2 separate regions of the Homo sapiens genome follow, and region 2 is linked to region 1. The links are chromatin loops, found by intact Hi-C in ENCODE. Cell type or tissue: psoas muscle. All regions are shown on one strand. Links, peaks and the distances in the headings refer to the core of each region. The heading gives the core; the rest is flanking DNA.

Region 1 (12,495 bases), core at 2,151-10,150:
CTTTAGCTTCTTCCTCACTTTCTCTTGCTGCCACCATGTAAGAAGTGCCTTTCACCTCCTGCCATGATTCTGGGGCCTCCCCAGCCATGTAGAACTGTAAGTCCAATTAAACCTCTTTTTCTTCCCAGTCTCCTGTATGTCTTATCAGCAGTGTGAAAACAGACTAATACAGTAAATTGGTACCAGTAGAGTAGGACATTGCTGAAAAGATACCTGAAAATGTGGAAGTGACTTTGGAACTGGGTAACAGGCAGAGATTGGAACAGTTCAAAGGGCTCAGAAGAAGACAGGAAAATGTGGGAAAGTTTGGAACTTCCTAGAGACTTGTTGAATGACTTTGGCCAAAATGCTGACAGTGACATGGACAATAAAATCCAGGCTGACGTGGTCTCAGATGGAGATGAGGAACTTGTTGGGAACTGGAGTAAAGATGACTCTTGTTATGTTTTAGCAAAGAGACTGGCAGCATTTTGCCCCTGCCCTAGAGATTTGTGGAACTTTGAACTTGAGAGAGATAATTTAGGGTGTCTGGCGGAAGAAATTTCTAAGCAGTAAAGCATTCATGATGTGACTTGGTTGCTGTTAAAGGCATTCAGTTTATAAGGGAAGCAGAGCATAAAAGTTTGGAAAATTTGCAATCTGACTATGTGATAGAAAAAAAAAACGTATTTTCTGGGGAGAAATTCAAGCCGGCTGCAGAAATTTGCATAAGTAGCAAGGTGCCTAATGTTAATCCCCAGGACCGTGGGGAAAATGTCTCCAGGCCATGTCAGAAACCTTCACAGCAGCCCCTCCCATCACAGGCCTAGAGGCCCAGGAGGAAAACGTGGTTTTGTGGGCTGGGCCCAAGACCTCCGTGCTGTGTGCAGCCTAGGGACTTGGTGTCCTGTGTCTCAGCCACTCCAGCCATGGCTGAAAGGGGCCAATGTACAGATAGGGCTGTGGGTTTAGAGGGTGAAAGCCCCAAGCCTTGTCAGCTTCCACATGGTGGTAAGCCTGCTGATGCACAGAGGTCAAGAATTGAGGTTTGGGAACCTCCACCTAGGTTTCAGAACATGTATGGAAACACCTGGATGCCCAGGCAGAAGTTTGCTGCAGGGGCAGGGCCCTCATGGAGAACCTCTGCTAGGGCAGTGCAGAAAGAAAATGTGGAGTCAGAGCCCCCACACAGAGTCCCTACTGGGGCACTGCCTAGTGGATCTCTGAGAAGAGGGCCACCTCTTCTCCAGACCCCAGAATGGTAGATCCACCAACAGCTTGCACTGTGCACCTGGAAAAGCCACAAGCACTCAACGCCAGCCAGTGAAAGTTGCGGGGGGAAGCTGCACCCTGCAAAGCCACAGGGACAGAGCTGCCCAAGACCATGGGAACCCACCTCTTGCATCAGCATGACCTGGATATGAGACCTGGAGTCAAAGGAGATCATTTTGGAGCTTTAAAATTTGACTGCCCTGCTGAATGTTGGATTTGCATGGGCCCTGTAACACCTTTTTTTTTGGCGAATTTCTCTCATTTGAAATGGTTGTATTTGCCAAATACCTGTATTCCCATTGTATCTAGGAAGTAACTAGCTTGTTTCTTTTATTTTACAGGCTCATAAGTGGAAAGGACTTGCATTGTCTCAGATGAGACTTTGGACTGTGGACTTTTGGGTTAATGCTAAAATGAGTTAAGACTTTGGGGGACTGTTGGGAAGGCATGATTGATTTTGAAATGTGAGGACATGAGATTTGAAGGGCGCCAAGGGCAGAATGATATGGTTTGGCTGTGTCCCCATTCAAATCTCAACTCAAATTTTATCTCCCAGAATTCCCACGTGTTGTGGGAGAGACCTAGGGGGAGATAACTGAATTATGGGGGCTGGTCTTTCCTGTGCTATTCTCGTGATAGTGAATAAGTCTCACAATATCTGATGGGTTTATCAGGGGTTTCCACTTTTGCTTCTTCCTTATTTTCTCTTGCCACCACCATGTAAGAAATGCCTTTTGCCTCCCGCCATAATTCTGAGGCCTCCCCAGCTATGTGTAACTGTAAGTCCAATTAAACCTCTTTTTCTTCCCAGTCTTGGGTATGTCTTTATCAGCAGTGTGAAAAAAGACTAACACAATAGGGTGAAAGGGGGCACATCATCACCAAAAACATGAAGAGTAGGTGAGGCAGCCTCTCAGGAACAGAGAACAGCATGTGGAAAATCGCTGAGACAGGAAAGAGCTTAACAAATATGTTCAGGATCAAGGTTGTTTCTATCTATCTGGTTCTGACTCTGACCTTGGCCCCAGCACAGGACTTCTTGGGTTTGCTCCCGGCTTCACGTAGCACAGCACAGTAAGAAGTTTCTTCCAGAACACAGCCCTGATTGCAGAACCCTGGCCAATCAACCTGGCCCCCACCAGGCCTCACCTAGCAAATTCAGAGACTGGTGGTCTTTTATGGGCCATTTCACAGCATTTTCATTTGAAAGGGCACATAGACTCAGGAATTACAGGCTGAGCAGGCGCAGAATCGATGCAGGGCAGCTCCTTTTGACAAGTCCCAGTTGCTGTTAGAGCTCAGGATGTGCACGTGTGTGAATGCAAGTGCCATGCGCTATTCCTGCTTTACAGTGTGCCTGTGTTCTTGCAGCCGTGGTCCTTGCACTAACCTTATTACCTGCTTTCAATCTTCCACTGTCACACAGGAATGCCAGCTCAGCTGCAAAGTCATCTGGAAAATTAATCTCCAGGTTGAGTGACACCTCTTGCCCAGATTAGCTTTGCCTTCCAATGTTCATTCTTTCCAGATCATATTAAACAATGAGAATATCAGCCAAGAAGGAAATGCCCAGTGGGCCCTTCTCAGAAGTCTTTGATGCAGAGAGAAAAATGACTTGGTCACAATAAGCTTTAAAATAAAGAAATAGTAATAAAAGCTTAGTAAACATGTATTTCCCTCAAAGCAGACAGTATAAAATAATGTGCACTTAGTTTAACAGACCTGCTTTGGCCGGGCACAATGGCTCATGCCTGTAATCCCAGCACTTTGGGAGACCAAGGCGGGTGGGTCACTTGAGGTCAGGAGTTCGAGACCAGCTTGGCCAACATGGTGAAACCCTGTCTCTACTAAAAATACAAAAAATTAGCTGGGCGTGGTGGCGCGCACCTGTAATCCCACTTACTTGGAAGGCTGAGGCAGGAGAATTGCTGGAACCCGTGAGGCAGAGGTTGCAGTGAGCCAAGATCGCACCACTGCACCCCAGCCTGGGAGACAGAGTGAGACTCTGTCTCAAAAAAAAAAAAAAAAAAAAAATTAACAGGCTTGCTTTGATTCTAGTAATATCCTGAGAAGGATTTTAACCTTCCTAACTTCCTCGGTAAAAATAAAGAGATTGACATTAGCAGCCTTCAATTTTCTGATGCCAGATAAAGTTTATTACTCCCAGTTGACTGGATATTGTAAAGAATGACATATATTCAGGTCTGGGAAGAGCATGTTCCATTCCGTCAATCATTCTTCTGCCTGGGAAGTGATGGAAATATGAGGGCCTCCAGGGTCAGTAAGACCTGAATTGAATCCTGTCTGTGCCATTCACTAGCTCAATGGAAAAATTATTTGTCCTTGCTAGTCTCAGTGTCCCTTCTACAGCTCCTAGACAACAAAACTTATCTGATTAAATAATGTAATGTATCCACAGTGCCTAAACATAGGCAGGTTTCCACAAACACTAGCTGTTTATTCTTTTTTGTTTTTGAGACGGAGTCTCGCTCTGTCGCCCAGGCCGGACTGTGGACTGCAGTGGCGCAATCTCGGCTCACTGCAAGCTCCGCTTCCCGGGTTCACGCCATTCTCCTGCCTCAGCCTCCCGAGTAGCTGGGACTACAGGCGCCCGCCACCGCGCCCGGCTAATTTTTTGTATTTTTAGTAGAGACGGGGTTTCACCTTGTTAGCCAGGATGGTCTCGATCTCCTGACCTCATGATCCACCCGCCTGGGCCTCCCAAAGTGCTGGGATTACAGGCGTGAGCCACCGCACCCGGCCACTAGCTGTTTATTCTTTCCCTCCCTTCTGAGATATTTTGAGTTGTGGTTACAAATGTGTATGTGTTTAGTAGAACAGAAAACTGGCACACCATTTGATACATTCCCTCTGTATACATGTAATAGGGGAATTATCTGAAGGACTGCATGGCAAGACTTCCAAAAGTACTGATGAAACACTTCTGTTAATATCGCTTAGATAATCAGAAATACCCTTTCTTTTAGATGGTGTCTAACTAAAAAGACACAACTCAGAGGATTAAGAGTCATGGGTTTTAGCTCCATTTGTCCTGTTAACTAGTCATGAGACCTAAGATAGCCAATTAATCTTTACTTCTGGCCAGGCATGATGGCTCATGCCTGTAATCCCAGCTCTTTGGGGGCTGAGGCAGGTGGATCACTTGAGCCCAGGAGTTCAAGACCAGCCTGGGCAACATGGTGGAACCCAATTTCCAAAAGAAAATACAAAAATTTTCCAGGTGTGGTGGCATGCACCTGAAGTCGCAGTTTCTTGGTGGGCTGAGGCGGGGGGTTCACTTGAGTCTGGGAGGTCAAGGCTGCAGAGAGCCATGATTGTGCCACTGCACTCCAGCCTGGGTGACAGAGTGAGACCCTGCCAAAAAAAAAAAAAAAGCAAAAACAAAAAACACCCTTATTTAGCCAATTGGATTTATAACATCTGCCTTAGCCCAATGCTTTGGGCTATTAAATGAGAGTTTAGATAGTCACTGCTTGTCCTTGAAATGTGAATACCTTGTATTGGCCTCCAAACATAATAGTATTATGTGCTATGTTCTCAAAACTACTATTTATTTATTTATTTATTTTTTGGTCCACTTTTATGTGTTTTTCTCATGTTTTAAACTTTAAGTATCATTTCAGGGAGTCAGTGTAACTTGAGTAATATATTTAAAATCGTGGCCTTTGATCATTTAGGCAAACTATTTATTAATAACTTGTATATCACACATTTAAATAGTCAAGACTTTCCCTCTTTAAGTTAGATATAATTTCTATTTTACAGAAAATAAAAAACAGTCAGCCTAACAGCACACTTGATTTTTTGGAAACTACATTTACACTTGCATCTTCTACATTTGCACCTGATACAAATAATTGTATCAGGGAGATACAATCATTTGCTGAAGGTCATGAGAGCAGTAAGGGACTGTGGCATTCAAATCCTGTTGTTTCTGACTCTAAATTTCACTATTTCGTATGGTTATGCTGTAACATGGAAGAAGTCTCTCTTCTTCGTGTTTTCAGGTTTAAACAAAAGAGTTTCAGGCTAGCTGTGGTGGCTCACACCTGGAATCCTAGCATTTTGAGAAGCCAAGGTAGGAGGATCACTTGAGCTCAGGAGTTCAAGACCAGCCTGGGCAAAATAGTGAAATCTTGTCTCTACAAAAAAATTTTAAAAATTAGCCTGGTGTGGTGGCACGCACCTGTAGTCCCAGCTACTCAGGTGGCTGAGGTAGGAGGATCACTTGATTCCATAAGATGGAGGCTGCAGCGAGCTGTAACCATGCCACTGTACCCCAGTCTGGGTGAAAGAAGGAGACCCTGTCTCAAAGAGTAAACAAAATAAAAGAGCTTCAAAGTTTTACATTGTAAACCCACTGCCTCCAAATGTTCAGATATACATTAGGACAAACTCTAATCTTGTTGAGTAGCAAAAAAATAAAATATTCTCATTTTCTGAGCTAAGTGAGGCACCAACATTTGTATAGTCACCTAATTATTTTTTAATCTATCTGCCTGGTTTGCAAAACTCATGAAGACAAGGACCACATTCCTTTTTGTTCATCATTGTATCCCTAGCACTAAGCGTGGTGCCTAACATTGAGAAATACTCAATAGATTTTTATTGAAGCAATGATATGTATATGAATGAGTGAACTATAACAAGTTTCAGGTATAAGCTGAATTTTAAGTACAAGTTATGGGGAAATAAAGAAGGAAATAGCTCTCCAACAAAGTCCCTCACCTTTTTCTCCTGTGTTAACATCACTGCTGGTTTACAAAATAAGCACCAGGTTAAAATTCTGACAAGGACGTCTGTGTAGGATAGATCATTCCAGGTAAAATATGGGTTCTTGCTCTAAAATTTGGCCTTTTTTTGGTCATGACTTGTGAAAATAAAACTTATCAGCAAAACTTCATACAAAAAAGTTTTATAAATAAAAATAGTGAAAGAAATAGTATACTGAATGTGTGTACCAGACAGGTAAATAATACAGGTAATATTTATATCTGAAACCGAGAAAATGCAGTATCATGTATCATTGTGTCCACTGGGTGGCGCTGCAGACTGAGGTTGATATTCCACAAATTGCTACCCTGATGTCAGACAATAAAACAAGTTAGACAGTAATTCTTTATATGTAAAAGTTCCTATTTTTCATTTGATTCTCACAATAGCTCTGTGAGGAATGTACAGTATGTATTATTATCCCTTAAACACAGGACTTAGATACCATTAAATATATGCCGCTGCCTCTCAGATTTGTAATACATTTTAATCAAATATTCACTTTAAAACAGCCCATTCATATTTGAACTAAATGTTCCAAAGTTATTAACTGGTAACCTTTGGTTCTTTTCTACAGTTTCAAGATTTTGCCTCATAAAAAAGCAATCCCTTGCTGGGCGCAGTGGCTCAAGCCTGTAATCCCAGCACTTTGGGAGGCCGAGGCAGGCGGATCACAAGGTCAGGCGTTCGAGACCAGCCTGGCCAACATGGTGAAACCCCATCTCTACTAAAAATACAAAAATTAGCCGGGTGTGGTGGCGCTTGCCTGTAATCCCAGCTACTCAAGAGGCTGAGGCACAAGAATCGCTTGAACCTGGGAGGCGGAAGTTGCAGTGAGCCGAGATCGTGCCATTGCACTCCAGCCTGGGTGACAGAGTGAGACTCCATCTCAAAAAAAAAAAAAAAGTAATCCCAGTGGAAGGGAGACTAAAATAGCTGGCCTATATATTCCTGGCAGTGGCTCCTTTGCTCACGCTCAGTAAATATGCCATGATGTTCAAAGGAGGCCTGGGAAGAAGTGAAGGCTCTGGTGTCAGAAACAGTGGATTCCAACTCTGGCCCTTCCGCCCTCTCCATAGGTGTCGAGTCATTTGAACTTTTCAGAGCCTCGGTATTAACATATTGAATAGAAATATTTTACCCTCTTTGTCTTACTAGTCTGATAAGAAGATAAAATGAGTCAACATGAGAGAAGTGTTCTGTGAATGTAGGTTATTTATTTATTCACTTATTTATTTATTGAGATAGGGTCACTGCAGACTCAACACCCGAGGCTCAAGCGATCCTCTTACCTCAGCCTCCTGAGTAGCTGGGAACACAAGGGCATCGCCAGCCTGGCTAATTTTTGTATTTTTGGTAGAGATGGGATTTCACCATGTTGCCCAGGCTGGTCTCAAACTCCCAAGCTCAAGCTATCCTCCCACCTCGGCCTCCCAAAGTGCTGGGATTCCAGGCGGGAGCCACCGTGACCAGCCAATGTGAAACATTTTCAAAATCAATTTAAATAAACGGTTGCAGTCGTCCCTCTGTATCCACAGGGTCCACATCCATGGATTCAACCAACCATGAATTGAAAATATTTTTTGAGGCCAGACATGTTGGCTCACATCTCAAGGTGCTTGTAATCCCAGCACTTTGGGAGGCTGAGGGGGGTGGATCACCTGAGGTCAGGATTTTGAGACCTGCCTGGCACAAAAATCAAATGTGCTTTTAGGCTATTTTTTATTTTAGTAGAAACCCTGTCTCTACCAAAAATACAAAAATTAGCTGGGCATGGTGTCAGGTCCTGTAATCCCAGCAACTCGGGTGGCTGAAGCAGGAGAATTACTTGAACCTGGGAGGCAGAGTTTGCAGTGAGCCAAGATTACGCCATTGGACTCCAGCCTGGGCAACAGAGCAAGACTCCATCAAAAAGAAAGAGAGAGAGAGAGAGGGAGGGAGGAAGGAAGAAAGGAAGGAAGGAAGGAAGGAAGGAAGGAAGGAAGGAAGGAAGGAAGGAAGGAAGGAAGGAAGGAGGGAGGGAGGGAGGGAGGGAGGGAAGGAGGGAAGGAAGGAAGGAAGGAAAGAAAGAAAGAAAAATATTTATTGAAAACCCAAAGGCCAGGCACGGTGGCTCACGCCTGTAATCCCAGCACTTTGGGAGGCTGAGGTGAGTGGATCACGAGGTCAGGAGATCGAGGCCATCCTGGCTAACACGGTGAAACCTGGTCTCTACTAAAAATACAAAAAATTAGCCGGGCGTGGTGGCGGGCGCCTGTAGTCCCAGCTACTCGAGAGGCTGAGGCAGGAGAATGGCGTGAACCCAGGAGGCGGAGCTTGCAGTGAGCCAAGATCGTGCCACTGCACTCCAGCCTGGGTGACAGAGCAAGACTCCGTCTCAAAAAAAACAAAAAACAAACAAACAAACAAAAACCCAAAGGCAATAAAAAAAATACAACAGTAAAAAAAATACAAATTTTAAAATACAGTAGAACAACTATTTACATAGCATTTACATTGTATTATGTATTATAAATAATCTAGAGATGACTTAAAGTATACGAGAGGGTGTGCATAGGTTATACACAAATACTAAGCCTTTTTTTTTTTTTTTTTTGAGATAGGGTCTCCTTGTGTCACCCAGACTGGAGTGCGGTGGCTTGATCTCGGCTCACTGCAATCTCCGCTCCCCCAGGTTCAAGCGATTCTCCTGCCTCAGCCTCCCGAGTGGCTGGGATTATAGGCACGCACCACCACACCCGGCTAATTTTTGTATTTTTAGTAGAGACGGGGTTTCACCATGTTGGTCAGGCTGGTCTCAAACTCCTGACCTCGTGATCCACCCGCCTTGGCCTCCCAAAGTGCTGGGATTACAGGCGTGAGCCACCGCTCCTGGCCTACTAAGCCATTTTATTTAAGCGACTTGAGCATTCACAGGGTTTGGTATCTGCGGGGACCCCGGAACCAATCCTGCCCCCGGGTACCAAGGGACAGTTGAGCACCTTGAGATGTATATAAAAACTCATTTCTACCAAATAACAAAACTCTCAAAAGGATACTGTTAGAAAAAGTTTTAAAAGATTCCTGGCCGGGCACGGTGGCTCATCGCCTGTAATCCTGGCACTTTGGGAGGCCGAGGCGGGTGGATCACGAGGTCAGGAGATCGAGACCATCCTGGCTAACACGGTGAAACCCCGTCTCTACTAAAAATACAAAAAATTAGCCGGGCGTGGTGGCGGCCACCTGTAGTCCCAGCTACTCGGGAGGCTGAGGTAGGCGTGAACCCAGGTGTGAACTCCTGGTGTGAACCCATGTGAACTCCTGGCGTGAACCCAGGAGGCGGAGCTTGCAGTGAGCCAAGATCATGCCACTGCACTCCAGCCTGGGCAACAGAGCGAGACTCTGTCTCAAAAAAAAAAAAAAAAAAAAAAAAAAAAAGATTCCTGTGGGCTTCACGTCTTAAGCGCTGTAAAACCGGGACATGGGATTATTTACTTAAATATCTTAATCTTCTTGATCTGCCTGTGGAAGCTGGAAAAGTATGCATGTCCAGGGGTCTGAGGGTACATGGCTGTTCTCCGTGCTTTTAAAGATGCCCAACAGGAGAAATTCACAGGAAACAATATTTTAAGTCATGAAGCACAAAGAAGGTCCCAATAGTCCCAGACTCCAGCTCTGGGGTCAAGTGCTAAAAGCATTGTTACTTTCTTACTTACGAAGTTACAAAACATTGTTTCTGAGTCCCTGGCATGTAAGTTACCTCAGATCCTCAGCAGTACAAAACAAGCGCTTTTAGTCCCAATTTGGGAAAGAAGAGACTAAGAAGTGGAGCCAGTTTTCAAAAGTCAGAGGTTCTCCTTATTCACCATGCTGCCTCCCTCACCATACCTTTCCTTGGTGTCCTGTTCATTGTAACTCTGGATAATTAGCCAAGCTGATGCCTTGTCCTTTTACAGAATGACAGAAAATTCTTCAGATTATTATAAACAATGTGTGATCCATTTTCCCTTGTGAGTGAGTGAATGGTCTGTTTAAAAAGGGCCTATCAAATGCTCCTCGTTAATGACTAAGAGCCTGTCTGCTTTCTTTCCCAAAGTGGGAATGGGATTGTGATGGAAGTTGGGCCCACCAGGTGTGTGGATATGGTTAGAAGCTGCAGACAGTCTTTATTGACCACCATCTTGGAGGGATGGACTTTGCGACGTCCAATGCCAAATTACTGCCCAAAAGATAAGGAAAGAATGAGAATGCAAAACCTGGGGTGGTGGGGGAGGGGGGCTCACTGAATTTTACATAATTGCATATGAGATGAGACTAGAAATTTTGCAGATGTTTCTGGCTACAGACTCATTTTACTTGGCCAGACAGTGGTTTTGTTTTTGGGTTTCATTATTATTTTAATTTCAGGGCATTTAAGAGAAAATGCATTGCCCATGGCTCTGATTACCATATTCTAATGTGATTTATAGGACTGGCTCCTGAAGCCATTAAGTTTATGACCCCTGGACTTAGAGATCTTTCCTATTCTGGCGTTTTTATGACTCTATGGAATTGGAAGGACAGGATAGTTCATAGTGAGAGTGACTCACAGGAATGGCTGGAAGGGAAAGTACCCCCTAATCAGGAAGGTTTTGGGAAAACATTCAGGTATGCCCTAGGCATAGAAGAACTATTTAGTAACAGGAAACTCAAGATGGTTTCTACTCTGTTTTACAAAGATTGTAGCTAGGATGAAGTTGCATTTTGAAAGGTGAGATGTCAGATTCTAAAGACTGTGTGGGGTGAGGCAAAAATTGTACGTAGTTGCAAAGGGCAACCTTGAAAGTCAATGCTGTGTCTCAATGCATCTACCAATTTTATTTTGTGGTTGTTGTTTGCTTTGTTTTTGTTTGTTTGTTGTTGTTGTTATTGTTGTTTTCCTGTAGCAGGAAAGCAAATCCCTGGGTCTGCATTCAGCAGCAGATGAAAAACTCAGCGTGCATTGTAAGGGTAATGTTGCTCCAAAAATCTTTAAGCACTGGAATCACACAAGTGAGCTTCTGGACTTTTAAAAAATATGAACAATGGGGATAACTTTTTTTAAAAAATCAGCGAGACCCCTCCTCTTCTCCCTCCTTTAAAATTTTACCTTAATCTCAGCCAAAAGCCTGAGAAGTGATTCCCTTAAATTCTAATTTAGAAACATCTGTGTTACTGGAAGCCTTCATGCTTGTACTTGCATACCAAATTTCTGAAAGTTTATACCAGAAAAGCTTAATATTGGTTATCTCCAGCCAGAAGAAATTGAGCTGGGAATGGCTGAAAGGGGAGATTGTAAAATTATTACCCATTTTTTGACCTATTATATTTTGTTTTATTTATTTTAAACATGAGCATGTTATCCATACATAAATAAAAGGAAAATTTAAGGAAACATTATTTTATTCACATTCTTTATTTTTCCTTATTTCATTATTGTTTTATTTACCTTATTTTAAAATAACTGTCATATATGTTTGATTTGAAATATTGTATTTTCTCTAAATTTACCCCAAAGTGTTCATTGTTAGGTAGCATGTGATTTAATTCAAATATCAGATCATTTCTGTTTGTCTCTTTTTTTAATAATCTTTCAGAGGAAAATATAATCACAGTTTTCAGTTTGGACCCCAGATCATTTTGAGCCAAATTTTAATTGATTTAATTAAATAAACTTATCTAATGATTGCTGAAACAGACAGATATGTGCTGAGCTTTGCTGGCAAAACTGTAACACTCTTGGAATCAAATGGGTTCATTCGGGTTAGGGAGGACAATGAATTTGGCCTGTGGAATGCTACATTAAGAGTCTATGACTTTCAGGCCAGGCGCGGTGGCTCGTGTCTGTAATCCTACCACTTTGGGAGGCTGAGACGGGTTGATCACCTGAGGTCAGGAGTTGAAGACCAGCCTGGTCAACCTGGCCAAACCCCGTCTCTACTAAAAATACAAAAATTAGCCAGGTGTGGTGGCACAAACCTGTGATCTCAGCTACTCAGGAGGCTGAGGCAGGAGAATCGCTTGAACCTGGGGGGTGGAGGCTGCAGTGAGCAGAGATTGCGCTCAAGCCTGGGCAACAGAGCGAGACACCATCTAAAAAAAAAAAAAAAAAGAGTCTATCAAAAGTAGCAAGAAAAGAAGAGTGAGCAGAATGGTGTTGGAATCATCTAGGTGTCGTGAACAAATTGGCAGTCACTCATCTATTTTATGTATGTGTATGTCAAGTGACTTGCATCCTTATGCTGATGACCCTTGGTCTACTGCTCCCACGAAGTGCTTGTCTACTTGTATATTTCCTTGTGAACAGTCTGTACTTGGCATGTTGTCATTATAACACTGCCATCATGCCGCCTGTGATACACTACTAGGTGGAGCACAGGACAGAGGACCCAGAAAAGAAGAAACACAGAACCCTGCCCATCAGAGTCCATGGTTTCCAAGGCATCCAAATAC
Region 2 (12,495 bases), core at 1,709-9,708, 780 kb after region 1:
CTATTCCTTTATCGCCTTTAGCTAACCATCTGAAACTGCAACCAAATTTTCCTCCCTCTTTGCAGTTTGGATGTGACAGCTCACCAGTCTCACAACACATCCCTTCCTAAAAACTGATCACCATCTCGACTGGTTTTGGCTGACTTCCCGAGGATACGTAGTGAGGGTTTTCATGTCCTCTGCTTCACCTTTTGACATCAGAGGGCCAAAAACTCAACCCTCGGAACATGCTAAGGCTGCCATTTTTTGAGCACGTGATCCAGAATTCATGTCCACCATGTATATAAACGCATCATAACACTGTTATATAACACTACTCAGGAGGCTGAGGCAGGAGAATCTCTTGAACCCAGGAGGCAGAGGTTGCAGTGAGCCGAGATGGTGCCACTGCACTCCAGCCTTGGCAATGCAGCCAGACTCCATCTCAAAAATAAATAAATAAATGAAATAATAAAACAAGAAAACACATGCATAAATGCATGAAGATACAGGGTAGCAGAGTCTTGTGATAGAAAAGATTGGGGCACCCATTTTTGGTTGTTTGTGTTACTTGTAAGTTGGCCCTACAGTTTTATGAGCGCATTAAGCTCATCTGTGCATGCACCTGTTTCCCCTTTCATAAATATTCATGACTCCTCCCATATCCTACTGAATGTGAATATTCAGCCACTCTGCTCAGGATAAATTTCTGTTCCCTTTGCCCCTCCTCCAAGTACTTGTTCTCCGCTTTGGGCAGAGGCTACGCTTCCCAGCCTGCAAGATGGCTAGCCTGCAGGCTGCAACCCTTTATAAGAAATAAAACCCTCCTTTCCAAATGCATGAACCTTATGATTCTTCAGTTGATAGCACATGGAACTCAGACCAGTAAATGCAAACATTAGATAGGGTGCTTACTGTGGACTCATCACTGCTATCCGTGACTCACACACTTCAGTCTTCACAACAACCTTAGGATGTAGGTAGTTTTATTACACTTAGTTCACCAGGAAGAAATTTGAGGGAAAGTGAGATTGAATAACAATCAGTAAGCAGCAAAGCTGACAGGTTAATGACTGTTAAGTAAATGAATGAGTGAATGAATGCTTAGTGTACGTTATTCAAATTAGAAATGGTTCATGAATGGGGAAGCTTTAAAAAGAAAATCATCTTTATAATATCCAAAAAGAAAGTCATCTGTATAATCACGCTGTGTCTAGGCAGTTCTTAGGGTCTGCCTGGAGGTAGCAGAGTTTATTCCCTCTATTTCCTCAGGCCTGACCTACGGTAGGTGCAGAAATCTTGCAGCATCTCGGCTTTGTGACCTGCTTCCTTGCTTCTGGTTTCCTTCCCTTTGCTCCAGGTTAGACAATCTCTCCTCATTAGAAACATACTCCTTTGGATACAACCCATTTCTTCCAGAATCTACTTTTAAATTATAAATAATATAAATACTAATTTCACACTGATGATCCATTATCATCCAGAACATTCTCCCATACAGCCACAGCCTTGGCCCAATCACCTTGAAGCTACAGTGAAGGTCCCATCCCAGTGAGTCCTCAGGAGACAGGTGGGAAGATTCCACAAGTTGTGATGGTGCCTAGCAGAGCCCCACTTCTTTTTTTTTTTTTTTTGAGATGGAGTCTCGCTCTGTCACCCAGGCTGGAGTGCAAAGGCGCAATCTCTGCTCTCTGCAACCTCCGCCTCCTAGGTTCAAGCGATTTTCCCACCTCAGCCTCCTAAGTAGCTGGGATTACCGGCACTTGCCATCATCCCCAGCTAGTTTTTGTATTTTGGTAGAGATGGGATTTCACCACGTTAGCCAGGTTGGTCTTGAACTCCTGACCTCAGGTGATCCACCCACCTTGGCCTCCCAAAGTGCTGGGATTACAGGCATAAGCCACCATGCCTGGCCAAAGCACCACTTCTAAGCATTGCATCTCTTTACCCAACATGCACATTTGTTGAAATCTAGCTTAGGTCAGTCCTGGATTGTAGGTCACTGTCAGAGGAGTGGCTGGCACCATGTGAGAGCACCCCAGCTTTGGGTTGGGGCAAAGGAAAGTGTGGAAGGAGAGGATCCCCCTCAGTAGGTGATGCGACGAAACAAGGACAAGTCTCCCACAGTTTCCTGGGTAGGGCCCCACATCTCCACCAGTGATGGGGCATGCATGTGGGTGGATGGGGTGTGGGGCAGGAGGGGGTGGACTGTTAGGCTTTATCAATCCTGAAGGCAAAAAATGAATGGAATCACTGCTAATGTTCAGAGTAGCATTTTAACTGAGGGTGAGAGAGAATGCGGAAGCACTGCATATTTATCCCCACAGTAAAATGCGCTCACTGCGGCAGCGGATTGCTTTCCCCACGACAGTATTATCATTTTGACTACATTCCCTTGGGCTTGGATGCTAATGTCAGCTGGCCATTATTTCTCAGTACCATTTTGACATTTTATCCAGAAATTAATGGAATTTTTCTTGAGATGTCTGCCCTCTAACCTTGAAGAGATTCTGGTGATAAGAGAAGGAAAGCAGTTTAACTGACAAATAGCAATTTAGCAAAACTCAGGGGAGGTGGCTAACAGACAAGTTAGGAACAGACGAGAACAGACTAGAAGGAAACCCCTCAAATGTAGGGGCTTGGCAGGGTGGCAACAAGAAAAATTTTAGGCTTAAATAGAGCACACACACACACCCACCTACACACACACATCTCCTGCTCCACACACACACCTAATGGGAAGGGCCAGGAAAACGCAGTCAGTGGGCACTCCAGGAATGAGGGCAAATTTCCAAGAAGAAATGACTATTCCAGGAATCCCACAGAAGTATTCACTGTGTCATCTTAAAAATGAGTTTATTTTAAAGGAAGTTTATCTGTCAAGTCTGTTTAAATGCCCAGGACTAGAGGAGCTAACTCTTTAAACATCCAGAACGAATTAGTTATTTTCGCTTTTCCCTCCCCTACTAAAAGCTTCTCTTACGTTGCTCTAAAGCAGATGACACAGATGTGGTTCGCATTCCTTCCAATCCCAGTGGAGAAACTGAGGGCTCAAGAGAGGAGCAAGGTGAACATGACCCCCTCTATATTTGTCAGGGGAGGAAGTTTCAGCCCATGGAGGAAAGAGGAGAAGGGCTGTCTTAGTTTAATGGGCTTACTAGTTCCCAAGAAATAAAATCAATGCTGTGCAGAGATGGAAACAGAAACTGTCATGCAGGCCAGGTTCAGGGCAGACTGGCTGGGAAAGATAACTCATCATCTATCCAGACGTTCTTGGTCTCAGGAGAGAGTGGTTAAGGGAACACGGCTCTGCACGCCACCCCTGCCTCCAAATCCCAGTAGAGGGCAAGCCCCAGGCCTAGTCCACTCTGGGGAACCTGCAGTCACCAGGCAGGGAAGAAGTATGTCGCGCCTTTGCAGACACCACAGACCTCATTTTACAAAGAATGGGATTAGACTGTGAGGTCTTTTGTAGGGGAGGAACATGGGAAGGGTCGGCACATTTAAATGATATACCCCGCCCCACCCCCTCCACCTCGAAGCCTGGGAGCTCCATAGATGACAAATCAGAGTCCTAGGCTGGGAGGCCTCATTCCTCTGGAGGACCCTGGGATCGTAAGGCCCAGTGCCGTTCCCTAAACAGCCTCAGTTTTGAGCCTTCATCTTCCTCGTGGAGTAAAGAACTGGCTAGGGTTTACTGGAAGTTAATGTGTATGTCTGTGCTTCTAAGAAAGGTGTTCCGAAGCGGGAGAGAGGGACGGACTCTTACCCACCGGGCATTCTGTGGATACAGGAGAGCCCAGCAGTGCCTCTCTATGGGCTGAAAGGCAGCAAGGAGACCAACTAGAAAGACAGTGAGTCTGTCTCCCCCACCCAGCACTCCTGCCCTGGCCGTGGGGTGACATAGCAAAAAGACCTCACATTAAGGGGACTTCTCACAGGAGGGCTGCTGGGGTCTCCTGCCTGCTGCCTTCAAACAGTGCCAGCCTGTGCCTGTGCGGAGCTACAGCCCAGAACAAAACCAGGAGCGCATCCTGAATGCGGCCAATAAACTATTAGCAGAAAAAGAACAAGGAGCAAACGTGTGAACCTTGATATGCTAGGAAGAGGCCATATTGTATTAGCTTTCCAGTAGCAGTCCCAAAGGCAGGAAAAACTGAAGGATGTATATTTAGATCTCTTGAAATCGGGCTACTTCTACTAGGTATTCTATAGCCAAGCAAACTGTAGGTGTACCTAGCAATATTCTTATTGTCATCAGGATTAACTTGTGATTCAAGATTTTATTTTATTATTATTATTATTATTTTATTTTTTAATTTATTTTTTTGAGACGGAGTCTCACTCTGTCGCCCAGGCTGGAGTGCAGTGGTGCAATCTCGGCTCACTGCAAGCTCCGCCTCCTGGGTTCATGCCATTCTCCTGCCTCAGTCTCCCAAGTAGCTGGGACTACAGGCGCCCGCCACCACGCCCAGCTAATTTTTTGTATTTTTAGTAGAGACGGGGTTTCATCGTATTAGCCAGGATGGTCTCGATCTCCTGACCTCGTGATCCACCCACCTCAGCCTCCCAAAGTGCTGGGATTACAGGCGTGAACCACCACACCTGGCCCCAACTTAAGATTTTAATTGACTCTCTGGAGCAGGCAGGTGTCTTTGATTTGATGGGGCTGTTTAAGTCTGCGTCACTATTGTGCTGCCAGTCGCCCACCCTGGGGAGTGGAACTTGCCTGCAGTAGCACCGTTCTGGTGTTGAAGACAGGAAGCAGGGTGAGGGAACCCTGTGGGTGGAGGGGATTTCCCAGACAAGGATCAGAAAGACAAAGCCCATGATGTCACTGGAATCGATTGTGCTGCTGAGTGGAAGATTTCTATAAACTATAGGTTTGCTCCAACTCTGTGCCTGCCCCCCAACCCCAACACCTAATTACCTGCTTTATCCAGGAGTTTGCACAACATCCACGCAGTCACTGAAGTCAGCTCACTGGGCTTGGCTATCACAGTGTTCCCTGCAGCCATCGCTGGAGCTATCTTCCAGGTCAGCAAGTAGAGTGGCAAATTCCAGGGGCTGATCAGACCAGCTAAGGGATGAGAGCAGAAGCACTGCCTGTGACGGCATACCCCTCTGAGGTGGACTGGCCAAGTGGGGTTATTAACGCAAAACTCCTTCATGCTGCAGAAAACTTAGCTTACTCTTCTAACTTCTTCCCAAGCTTTGCTTATTTGTAGCCACTTTCAGGGAAATAATTCTAAAATATATTCCAAGCAACTGTATCTTTTAAAACAGAGTAAAGTCAATATGATTTCCCCATTTCTTGGCAGTTCATGATTATGAACAACAGCAATATAAACTCCAGAGCTAAAGAGTTGTCACCTATCATATACCCAAAGAAATATAAATCATTCTATTATAAAGATACATGCACGCGTATGTTCATTGCAGCACTTTGCTATTCACAATAGCAATAGCAAAGACATGGAATCAACTCAAATGCTCATCAATAATGGATTGGATAAGAATATGTGGTACATATACACAATGGAATACAATGCAGCCATAAAAAGGAACGAGATCATGTCCTTTGCAGGCACATGGATGAAGGTGGAAGCCATTATCCTTAGCAAAGTAACACAGAAACAGAAAACCAAACACCTGCATGTTCTCACTTATAAGTGGGAGCTGAACAATGAGAACACATGGACACAGGGAAAGGAACAACACACAGCAGGCCCTGTCAGGGGAGAGTCGGGGGGAAGAGCATTAGGATAAAGAGCAAATGCATGCTGGGCTTAATAGCTAGGTGATGGGTTGATAGGTGCAGCAAACCACCATGGCACACGTTTACCTATGTAACAAACCTGCACGTCCTGCACGTGTACCCTGGAACTTCAAAAAAAAATAAAAAATAAAAAAACAGTTGTCACCTGTCACTAAACAGTTCCAGAATGTGACGCATTTTGAGATTTATAGACTGAGCTTTACTTTTTCAAAAATGTCTCCTTCCCCATTATTTTAACGGTCTGGCTGTTATTTCTTCTAACATGTTTCTTTACCTTTACTTCAAATCTGTCATGGGTTGAGACATAAAATCTCAAGCTTTATATAATTATTCATAAAATAGGGGCCAATGAGTTCTGAGTGTTCCATGTGAGGGCCCTCCTATCAGTAAAGCCAATAACCTTTGGTGCATGGACTGTGACATCCATTTTGGCTATTTAGAATATTTTTAAATAAAAATTCTCTCTAGATTGTCACTTGTATCCTGACCAGATAGATTTGCTGGATGAGTAACGTAACCAGCAGCTAGAATGTGTCTCCATGCAATATTCTGAACCTATCCAGGTTTCCAATCACAAAACAAACAAATATAAAAATCTACCTTCTGAAAGGAAATTGATTCACCTTATTTTATACTCTTCCCTCAAGCCTGTGCTATGAAAGTAAATGCATCTTTTATATTATTAAATTTCCCACTGAAAAATCCATTCTTTAGGGGATAAAAATATTTTTGCAGCAAAATATATTAGCACACTTCCTAGGAGGAGGTAGAGCTTTCCACAATGCCTTGAAAACATAATTTCTGAAGGTTTCAAGTAACCAAAGCAATGAGATGTCCCAATTGTTTTCCTTTTAGCTTATATTCATAAAATGTAATAAGCTAAAAAGATGATTTTTTTCTCCGAGGAAACAGTGACATCTGGTGGAAGGTTTTAGTCATCACAGACATTTATTTATACGTTCTTCCAAAGGTCAAGAGGCAAAGGAATGCATGAAGTAAGATAATTCTCAGTAGAGGCTTATTTATCACACACCTGGCACCATACTACATGCCCTACACTTATTAATTTATTTAATGTACATAAATAGTTCTTTCTTTTTTTTTTCTTTTGAGACAGAGTCTCGATCTATCACCCAGGCTGGAGTGCAGTGGCACCATCTCAGCTCACTGCAACCTCCGACTCCCAGGTTCAAGTGATTCTCCTGCCTCAGCCTCCCAAGTAGCTGGGACTACAGATGCATGCCACCACGCCCGGCTGGGTTTTTTTGTTTTGTTTTGTTTTGTTTTTTTGAGACCGAGTCTCACTCTTGTCGCCCAGGCTGGAGTGCAATGGCACAATCTCAGCTCACTGCAACCTCGGCCTCCTGGGTTCAAGCAATTCTCCCTGCCTCAGCCTCCCAAGTAGCTGGGATTACAAGTGCCCGCCACCACATCCAGCTAACTTTTTGTATTTTTAGTAGAGATGGGGTTTCGCCATGTTGGCCAGGCTGGTCTCGAACTCCTGACCTCAGGCGATCCGCCAATCTTGGCCTCCCAAAGTGCTGGTATTACAGGCATGAGCCACCGCGCCCGGTGAATTTTTGTATTTTTAGTAGAGACGGGGTTTCACCATGGTGGCCAGGCTGATCGAATTCCTGACCTCAGATGATCCTTCTGCCTCAGCCTCTCAAAGTGCTGGGATTACAGGCGTGAGCCACTGCGCCCAGCCTGATTTTTCCTTTTTTAAATATAAGTAGAAAAAAAAATCCTGGCATGTGAATTTACATATTTACTCTTAGCATCATTCTTTTCCCTATGATTTTCCAGATAAGTCATGAACATGAGGCCTGGCGTGGTGGCTCACGCCTGTAATCCCAGCACTTGGGGAGGCCGAGGCGGGAGGATAACTTGAGGTCAGGAGTTTGAGATCAGCCTGGCCAACATGGGTGAAACCCTGTTTCTACTAAAAACACAAAAATTAGCCGGTGTGGTAGCTCGCACCTGTGGTCCCAGGTACTCAGGAGGCTGAGACTAGAGAATCACTAGAATCCGGGAAGCAGAGGTTGCAGTGAGCCGAGATCATGCCACTGCACTCCAGCCTGGGCGACAGAGCAAGACGCTGTCTAAAAAGAAAAGCAGGGAATTTGACACAAAGAAAATAAACTAGAAATAGATCTTTGAGGCCAATGGATTTTAGAAAAGAAAAATATCAGCTCTTCCTTTTCTTTAACCTGTTCCTTGAGGACAATGCCATAGAATGTTGTGAGCATCTGCAAGCATAACCGGGAGGTGGGCTCTCACTGAACAGCACTCACCGACTCCCACCGGGGCCCGCACCGTGTAGTGCATGCAGCCCAGGTGGTCCATCTGCGTGCACTCTGACGTGTGGTGCAGGCTGGAGGAAGCGAAGAACCTGAAGTTCTGCACAGACCGGGGAATGTCCATGGTTCTTGCCAGTGCTAAGGTTTTCCCTGTAAGAAGCAAACAACATAAAGCACTATCAGCTAATGGGGACACTCTATCCATCAGCTTCCACTGCCCACGCGTCCCAACTCACACTGAAACAGCCTGGATTCCTTCTAGCCCGGGGCAGGCATTCCTTGACCTCACAAAGACTTGATCATGGTTTGATAAAACCATACAATATTTAGGTATAAGGTTGGAAACTGAGGTGGGGGGTTAAAATTGAGTCAATAATCTTTGTTCTGTGAACTGAACACATCATTCTCATCACCAGTTTGCCAGATGCTACCACTTCACCCACACAAACTCTTGCAATTCAAAATCACCAGGCTTTGTACCTGCGACAAAGGCATTGAAATACGGGTGTTAGGACAGTTGTAATTGCACAGCACAAAACGAAACACTTTTATACACATGTAATGTGTATTTCATGACCTCCCCACACATGGTAGAGTCATCAGAAGAGCGGCTGGGAATGCCCTGGCACGGGATGCTGTGTGGCACCTGCTTGCCCATCACATGCCCTGCACGTCCTAGCTCCTGGATGGAACAGAAAGAGAAACAGAAGCTTACCTAGACTGCTACTGAGTTCTCTTTAGCGATGCAGGGAGCCTGGCCAGGAACACCAGCAGAGAACTATTTTCTTTTTAAGGGCTTGGACTCAGGCTGCTTTCTGATTTTTGATTGGTTTATGGCACACATGTAATTTTTAAAACTCTTGGCTTATCTTAACAGATATTCTTGCAAAAATTTACAAATATTTACTCCATTACTCTGACCTCTGGGAAAGAGTGGGAAAAAAAAATGAGATGTGTCGGGAGTGGAATGGTGACTGACATATCAGAAAACATCCTAAATAATCTGACTGCATAACTGCTTTTCAAATTATCTTTGCTTTGAAATTCTCTGCTTAGAATGAGTAGGAGACTGCATGATCAGCCCTAGTTCTTCATCTCTCCCTATATCCATGCCCTTTGCTGTATATATTTGCACTTCCTTTCATCCAATGAACAGAGTATATTTCTTTGCCCCTCAGCTTTTGGATCCAGCCATGTGACTTTCTCTGGCCATCTGAATGAGACAGGGCTGGGCCAGCCACAAGTCCTGGCCTTCCCAGGCCTGGAGCAGGGGAGGGTTTGCTCTCCACTTCTACTATTGCCAGAGGAGCAGGCACATGGGCTGGCCTGATGGCCCCAAGAGGGATAACATGAATAATCAGAGATGCCCTGAGTCCCATGTTACAGTTAAGAGGCAACTCTCACCTTGGTCTTTAGACTCGGCCTGGGCAAACTCCTCCAGGGACTGCTCCAGCAAATCCGCCACCTGGTTCAGGACCCGTGAGCGCTCCTGGGGGCTGCGGGATGACCAGCTGGGAAAGGCTTCTCTGGCGGCCTTGACCGCGGCTTCGATCTTTGAGGAGCAAATGGGAGAAAGGGTCACCTTAAAGCTGTTAGTCCTTGGGGGATGGACAAAACCAGAATCCTCAGGTCTCCACACACCTCATTTTTGTTTTGTTTTGTTTTGTTTTTTAGATGGATTCTCACTCTGTAGCCCAGCCTGGAGGGCAGTGGCGCAATTTTGGCTCACTGCAACCTCTGCCTCCGGGGTTCAAGTGATTCTCCCACCTCAGCCTCCTGAGCAGCTGGGATTACAGGCATGTGCCACCATGCCCAGCTAATTTTTGTATTTTTTAGTAGAAAGGGGGTTTCACCATGCTGACCAGGCCGGTCTTGAGTTCCTGAATACAAGTGAACCACTCGCCTCGGCCTCCCAAAGTGCTGGGATTACAGGTGTGAGCCACTGCACCTGGCCCACCCTAATTTTGAATATTCAACATGTCCCAGTGCTGAGCCACCCACAAAGTAGATGACACAGGTGTTTACATGACCAGCAAAGGAGGGGTACCATAGAAACAAAGAAACGCGCTCCATTTCAACCAATGCATCCTGAATGTAGTAATCAGATCATTAGAAAGAAGCTATTTGAATTTTAACATATGTACATTTTCAATCACTTCAGAAACTAGAATTTTTAAAAATATTGTGGGCCAGGAGTGGTGGCTCATGCCTGTAATCTTAGCACTTAGGGAGGCTGGGTTGGGAGGATCGCTTGAGCCCAGGAGTTTGAGACCAGCCTGGTCAACATAGTGAGACCCTGTCTCTACACAAAGGTTTTTTAAAAAATTAGTTGGGCGTTGTGGTGCATGCCTGTAGTCCCAGCTACTCAGGAGGCTAAGGTGGGAGGATTACTTGAGCCCAGGAGGTAGAAGCTGTAGTGAGCTGTAATTGTGCCACTGCACTCCAGCCTAGGTGACAGAGTAAGACCCTGTCTCAAAAAAATGTATATGTTATACATATATACTATATATATATAGTATATATAGTATGTATATATTATATATACAGTAGAAGAAGAAAATTAATCTAGATATGTGGAATCTCTAAAGCTTCTAACTCAGCTCTGACATATCTTATAAAGTCTGAAATTTTGGGTGAAATCACATCCTCAGATTGTCATTTTCACTTGAAATGACTAATTATATTTATAATTTATTGACTAATTTTTATATAAGGGAATATGCTAAATACTTTACACAAATTATTTTTATTTAAGTCCTTTCAAAATTCTATAACATGAGTATTGCTATGCCCATTTTACAGATGAGAAAACTGAGACATAGAAACTCAAGCAATTTGCCATAGGTCACACAGCTAATAAGTGGCAGAATCAGGACTCAAACCCAGATTTTGGTGGTTCCCAGGACCACAGGTTGCTCTGCCTGCTGCCTGATTCTGCCCAGTGGAAGAGGCTTTATTGGAGAAGAGGAGATTTGTGGCTGGACAGATGGCTTGGGTACCTCCTTTTAGAGTTACATACAAAAGGAAACAATATATGTATGGGAAGGTATGGGCAGGGTCAACTCATGGCCAAAATGTTATGTAGACAAAATAATTTTCAAGTCCTCTTCTGCCTTTCTCTTCTCTCCGGCAATGTCTAAGTAATGCCTTCTCCAGAGATGACAAATCCCTAACCCATGTCTCACTCCTCTCCTTTCTCACATGCATGAAAAATTATTATAATCACAGCTGTCTTCCACCACCGGGCCCTGGCTCAGACTCAGAATCCTTTTCCATAGGCTTCTGGCAGCCGTGAGCATCTTTTTTGGGGCGCTTGACCCGAAGTAATCTAGCCGCCTGAGCCTGTGCTAGCCCTCATGCAAAACCTGACCCACACCCCTCCTTCATTTCCCTCATGCAAAGTGACTGATATGGCTAGGTTTTGTGTCTCAACCCAAATCTCATCTTGAATTGTAATCCCCCTGTGTTGAGGGAGGAAAGTGATTGGTTTGTGGGGGCTATTTTCATGATAGTGAGTGAATTCTCGTGAGATCTAATGGTTTTATAAATGGTAGTTTTTCTTGGCCTTCACACGCTGTCTCGCCTGCCGCCAGACATGCCTGCTTCCTCTTCAGCCATGATTGTAAGTTTCCTGAGGCCTCCCCAGCCATGCAGGACTGAGTCAATTAAACCTCTTTCCTTAATAAATTACCCAGTCTCAGGTATTATCTTTATAGCAGTGTTAGAACGAACTAATACAGTCACTTTTAGCTGAGCTGAAGTAAGGTATAAAATGATTCTCATCTTAATTAGAAATTTCTAGAAATATGGTGGCTTCACCTCAAAAACTAAATCTTGAATGTGGACCTGCAGACAGGATAGGGGAAGAGATGGCTTTGGTGACCTCCACCACCAGCTGCAGCCATGAGGAAGCCCCACTGCCAGCCAGCAAGAGGAGCATGAATTCCTACAGTCAATGTAAAAATCTGGTCTTTTTGCTATTCAGAAAATTCAAGTCCACTCATATTTTCTAAGTTGCCTTATAGCACAACTTATGTCCATGTAATATAGAATACATATTAATGTACTACATACAATAATATTAGCATAAGTTAATACATAGAAAGCATTTACTATATGCCAAGCACTAAGGGCTTTAAGCATATTAGTCAGTTTAATCCTCAGAATAACACTATAAAGTAGATATCATTATTATCCTCATTTTATAGATGAGGAGACTGAGGCATGCAAAAGTTCAGCTCTAAGTCAAAGCCATAGATACCAAGTGGTGCAGCTTGTATTTGAACCAGGCAGTCTGACTCTAGTATGTGCTTATAACTGCAATGCTATAATGCAAATGTGCTATGCACACAGGTGCGCATGTGTGCGCGCGCGCACAGGTGCGCATGTGTGCGTGCACGCACAGGTGCACATGCCCATGGATCTAAGCATCAGAGA

What was found. Hi-C counts contacts between places; a loop is a spot of excess contacts. Peaks named below come from ENCODE experiments on the same cell type or tissue, not always from the same donor. Only the 100,000 strongest peaks of a DNase experiment are listed, where the experiment ranks them.
Region 2: a loop joins it to region 1, with 5 times the contacts of the local background. A loop is called at or near these places in 84 of 110 quality-filtered maps.

The regions. Positions count from the first base shown.
Region 1 is chr6:134,150,646-134,163,140 of GRCh38, forward strand. No RefSeq gene overlaps it. Among named protein-coding and RNA genes, the nearest start is that of SLC2A12, 100 kb to the left of the region's middle. RefSeq lists an enhancer at 9,857-10,358. In psoas muscle, for the core only: a CTCF peak has its summit at 6,307 (motif pointing right); a DNase peak (open chromatin) is centred at 6,316; H3K27ac peaks cover 1,385 bases.
Region 2 is chr6:134,934,357-134,946,851 of GRCh38, forward strand. It overlaps ALDH8A1 (aldehyde dehydrogenase 8 family member A1), which reads right to left. Exons shown (of 7, transcript NM_022568.4): 2 at 9,463-9,610; 3 at 8,053-8,208; 4 at 4,910-5,059. Among named protein-coding and RNA genes, the nearest start is that of ALDH8A1, 9.5 kb to the right of the region's middle. RefSeq lists a silencer at 21-221. In psoas muscle, for the core only: a CTCF peak has its summit at 6,685 (motif pointing left); no DNase peak of the experiment used is centred there.